Regions from separate parts of the Homo sapiens genome. Here region 1 is linked to region 2. Evidence: read pairs that join two places in POLR2A ChIA-PET (ENCODE). Cell type or tissue: OCI-LY7. All regions are shown on one strand.

Region 1 (2,500 bases), 240 kb before region 2:
TACAAAGACAGACATACAAATCAATGGAATAGAATTGAGAGTCCAGGGCCAGGCACGGTGGCTCACGCCTGTAATCCCAGCACTTTGGGAGGCCGAGGCAGGCGGATCACTTGAGGTCAGGAGTTCAACACCAGCCTGGCCAACATAATGAAACCCTGTCTCGACCAAAAAAAAAAAATACAAAAATTATGGCCAGGCACGATGGCTCATGCCTGTAAGCCCAGCACTTTGGGAGGCCGAGGCAGGCGGATTATGAGGTCAGGAGATCGAGACCATCCTGGCTAACACGGTAAAACCCCGTCTCTACTAAAAATACAAAAAATTAGCTGGGCGTGGTGGTGGGCACCTGTAGTACCAGCTACTCCGGAGGCTGAGGCAGGAGAATGGTATGAACCCAGGTGGCAGAGCTTGCGGTGAGCCGAGATCACGCCACTGCACTCCAGCCTGGGTGACAGAGCGAGACTCTGTCTCAAAAAATAAAAAAAAATACAAAAATTAGCCAGGCATGGTGATGCATGCCTGTAGCCCCAGCTACTTGGGAGGCTGAGGCAGGAGAATCACTTGAAACCAGGAGGCAAAGGTTGCAGTGAGCCGAGAGCATGCTACTGCACTCGAGCCTGGGCGACAGAGTGAGACTCTGTCTCAAAAAAAAAAAAAAAAAAATTGAGAGTCCAGAAATAAACCCATGTATCTATGACCAAGTAATTTTAAACTAGGGTACCAAGAAAATTCGGTGAGGAAAGAAAACAAATGGTGCTGGGACAACTGGATAGCCACATGCAAAAGAATTAAGTTAGACCCTTATTTTGAAATGAACCCAATAGTCCCATAGTTTTTTTTGTTTCAACAGAAATTGACCCTTCTTGCTGGGCGTGGTGGCTCACGCCTATAATACCAGCATTTTGGGAGGCCGAGGAGGGCGGATCACCTGAGGTCAGGAGTTTGAGACCAGCCTGGCCAACATGGCGAAACCCCATGTCTACTAAAAATATAAAAATTAGCTGGGTGTGGTAGCACACACCTGTAATCCCAGCTACTCAGGAGACTGAGGCAGGAAAATTGCTTGAACCTGGGAGGCAGAGGTTGCAGTGAGCTGAGATCATGCCACTGCACTCCAGCCTGGGTGACAGATGGAGACCCGTCTCAAAAAAAAAAAAAAAGAAAAAAAAAAAACAGAAAAAAGAAAAAGAAATTGACCTTCTGGTCTTAAAGCTTAAAACTTACATTTGTTTTATGTTGAGTTCCTTCTTCAGGAAAGGGCCACCAGGCCTCTCAAAAAAAGTATCAAGGAACTGAAACTCAACCAGATCATCCCATCCTGACAATGAAGTGCAAGACCCCTCATTGGTCACAAGTGCTTTCTTGGCCTCCTGAGTTCCTGTTTTCCTACACATTGTTACATTTCTTCCTTGCTATATAAACCTCTAATTTTAGTTGGTCAGGGAGATGGATTTGTGACTGAGTTCCGGTTTCCTCTGCTGCAGCACCTGAGTAAAGCCTTCTTCTTTGGCAATACCTGTCATCTCAGGGGCAGGTATTGCTCATCTTTCTGTGTGGTGAGCAGCAGGACCTAGACCGAACTCCTGGTGTTTTGGTAACAATTTCACACCACATACAAAGATAAACTTAAAATGGATCAAAGACCTAAATGTAAGGATTCTTAGATATGACAGCAAAATCACGAGCAACAAAAAAGAGAGAAACTGGACTTCATCAAAATTTAAAACTTTTTTCTTTGAGACAGGGTCTCACTTTGTCACCCAGGCTGGAGTGCTATGGTGCCGTCTGGGGTCACTGCAGCCTCGACCTCCCAGGCTAAATTGATCCTCCCATCTCAACCTTCCAAGTAGCTGGGACTACAGGTGCACGTCATCATGCCCGGCTAATTGTTTTTTGTTTGTTTGTTTTGGTAGAGATGGAGTTTCACCATGTTGCCCAGGCTGGTCTCAAACTCCTGGGCTCAAGAGATCTGCCCTCCTTAGCCTCCCAAAGTGTTAGGATTGTATGAGCTACTGTGCCTGGTCAACACTTTTGTACTTTTTTTTTTTTTTTTTTTGAGAAGGAGTCTTGCTCTGTCGCCCAGGCTGGAGGGCAATGGCGTGATCTCGGCTCACTGCAACCTCTGCCTCCCAGGTTCAAGCGATTCTCCTGCCTCACCCTCCCGAGTAGCTGGGATTATAGGCGCCCCCACCATGCCCGGCTACGTTTTGTATTTTTAGTAGAGTCGGGTTTCACCATGTTGGCCAGGCTGGGCTCAAACTCCTGACCTCAGGTGATCTGCCCCCCTTGGCCTCCCAAAGTGCTGGGATTACAGGCGTGACCCACTGCGCCCAGCCAACTTTTGTACTTTAAGAAGCTTATTATCAAGAAAATGGGCTGGGCACGGTGGCTTATGCCTGACCAGCACTTTGGGAGGATGAGGTGGGAGGATCACTTGAGGTCAGGAGTTTGAGACCAGCCTGGGTAGTAAGGAGATACCTTGTTTCTTAATTTTTTTTTT
Region 2 (2,500 bases):
TTACTTTTAAGCATAAATTTATGCTTTCAAAAATATTTTTGCGGCATAAGGGATATTCTCTCCTTAAGGAATTTGTAGTCTGGTCAGGAGAAATAGTTGTTTGCAATATGATATAATAGAAGTTATGAGAGAAGTATGTATGGGCACACCCAGGTGCAGAACCTAATCCAGAGGGTGGAGTGGAGAAGTAAACAATGTTAGAGAAGGTTATGTGGAAATGTGACCCCTGTACTTAACGCTTAACTACAAAGAGGAGTTTTGGAAGGAAGAATATTGGTTCTTTTCAACAGAGCAGTGTGTGCAAAGGCCAATAGGGGAAAGAGGCCAAAGAAAAGACTAGTGGGCCGGGCGTGGTGGCTCACTCCTGTAATCCCAGCACTTTGGGAGGCCGAGGCAGGCGGGTCACGAGGTCAGGAGATCAAGACCATCCTAGCTAACACGGTGAAACCCCATCTCTACCAAAAATATAAAAAAATTTAGCTGGGTGTGGTGGCGGGCGCCTGTAGTCCCAGCTACTCGGAGGCTGAGGCAGGAGAATGGCGTGAACCCGGCAGGTGGAGCTTACAGTCAGCCGAGATTGCGCCACTGCACTCCAGCCTGGGTGACAGAGAGAGACTCCGTCTCAAAAAAAAAAAAAAAAGAAAGAAAAAAAAAGAAAAGACTAGTAAATAGCCACTTTTGTTTTGTTTTGTTTTGTTTTTACAGACAAGGTCTCGCTGTGTTCCCAAAGGCTGGCCAACTCTTGGCCTCAAGCGATCCTCCTGCATTAGCCATTTGGATTCCATCCTGAAGGCTGAGAGGAATGTTTGAAAGATTTTTAAGCATGAGGGGAGGGAGTTATATCATTACACTTGATGTTAAAGATTGTCCTGGCTATAGCAGGACAAATAGAATTAGAGGTCCTCTAGCCCTGGCAGTATGGTGGTCAGATATTAAGTCTTGAATAAGCTTAATTTTTAATGTATTATTGAGTCTTGGAAAGTAGAAATAATCTTCAAGGGGCCCCCAAACACCAAAATTAAAATCCAAGAGGTGAGCAATAAAGATAACATGAAGATCAAATTACCCTGGGGCAAATTACCAAATCAGTCTTGAGATTCAGGAGTTGGTTGGTCAGGAATAAACTTGATGGTTGAGGTAAAGTGGGGAAACTAGGCTTAAATGTGCTCCCAGTTGTGTGGCACTCCCACAATCCCTCTGTACTTGGCTCTCGGCAGAAACAGATCTTTCCCTCTGAAGGAAGATGTCCTCAATTTAGGCCTCCAGAATCTCGTAAATTCACAAAACGTTAAACGTGAACCTCTTAATCAAAGATCATCAAACATACAAACAAGGAAGAAGTGACAAATAAAGTCCTCAGATATTGTCAGGTATCAAGGACCTCATATATTGTCCCATATTAAAATAATCAGACTAAAAATATGACATTTTTAAAGAAATAAAATAATCACAAAATAAACAAAAAATCACAAATCACCAGACAAATGTGAAAAATAACTAAATAAAACTTCTACTAATGAAAAATTGTTGAAATCAAAATCTCAGGGTTAGTTTGAATTAGTAAATAGGAAGCCGGATATTTTTTAAAAACTCTCCAAAGGCCAGGCTGGTGGCTCATGCTTGTAATTCCAGCACTTTGGGAGGCTGAGGCAGGCAGATCACCTGAGGTCAGGAGTTCAAGACCAGCCTGGCCAACATGATAAAACCCCATCTCCACAAAAAAATTAGCCAGGCGTGGTGAGGTGCACCTGTAATCCCAGCTACTTGGGAGGCTGAGGCAGGAGAATTGCTTGAACCTGGGAGACGGAGGTTGCAGTGAGCCGAGATTGTGCCATTGCACTCCAGCCTGGGTGACAGGTGAGACTCCATCTCAGAAACAAACAAACAAACAAAAACTCTCCAGAAAGCAATACAGAGAACAAGCAAATGGAAAATATAAAAGGTTAAAAGACGGGGTTAAAATAAAGACTGAAGTCCTAGAAGGAAAGAAAAAAGAAAATAAAGGAGAGCCAAAGTGCTTAGAGACCTAAGAGCTGAGAATTTTTGAAGCTAAGAAATGAAACCACAGTTATGGGAAGCACAACATATACCAAACAGAATAAATAAATTCATGCACAGTCATGTTATAGTAAAACTGCAAAACACCAAAAGAGAAGATCTTAAAGGACCAAAGAAAAGATACACCACCTACAAAAAAACCACAATCAATAAGAAAGATAGATTTCTCACTGCTATATTAGAAGCTGGAAGAAGAGGGCATACTATCTTCAATGTGATAACCTGGAATGATCAACCTGGAATTTTATGTCCAGAGAAACTATCTTTCAAGGATGATGGTGAAATACAAAGACATTTCAGATAAGCAAAATAGAAACTGCCTCCAACAGACTTTCACTTAAGGAAATTCTACTTTAGGAAGAAGAAAAATGGTGCCAGAAAGGAAGTCTGAGATACAGGAAGGAACGGTGAGCAAAGAAATTCGTAAGCACCTGTGTAAATC

The links. ChIA-PET counts read pairs that join two places held together with the same protein. Peaks named below come from ENCODE experiments on the same cell type or tissue, not always from the same donor. Only the 100,000 strongest peaks of a DNase experiment are listed, where the experiment ranks them.
Region 1: POLR2A ChIA-PET joins it to region 2 with 8 read pairs; 2 of 35 experiments call an interaction of 5 or more read pairs at or near these places.

The regions. Positions count from the first base shown.
Region 1 is chr1:150,908,794-150,911,293 of GRCh38, reverse strand. All of the region lies in intron 1 of CTXND2 (cortexin domain containing 2), which reads right to left. The region is part of intron 1 of LOC107985204 (a long non-coding RNA gene); the gene reads left to right. Among named protein-coding and RNA genes, the nearest start is that of SETDB1, 16 kb to the left of the region's middle. In OCI-LY7, no CTCF peak of the experiment used is centred here; a DNase peak (open chromatin) is centred at 1,293.
Region 2 is chr1:150,665,736-150,668,235 of GRCh38, reverse strand. The region is part of intron 2 of GOLPH3L (golgi phosphoprotein 3 like); the gene reads left to right. Among named protein-coding and RNA genes, the nearest start is that of GOLPH3L, 30 kb to the left of the region's middle. In OCI-LY7, no CTCF peak of the experiment used is centred here; no DNase peak of the experiment used is centred here.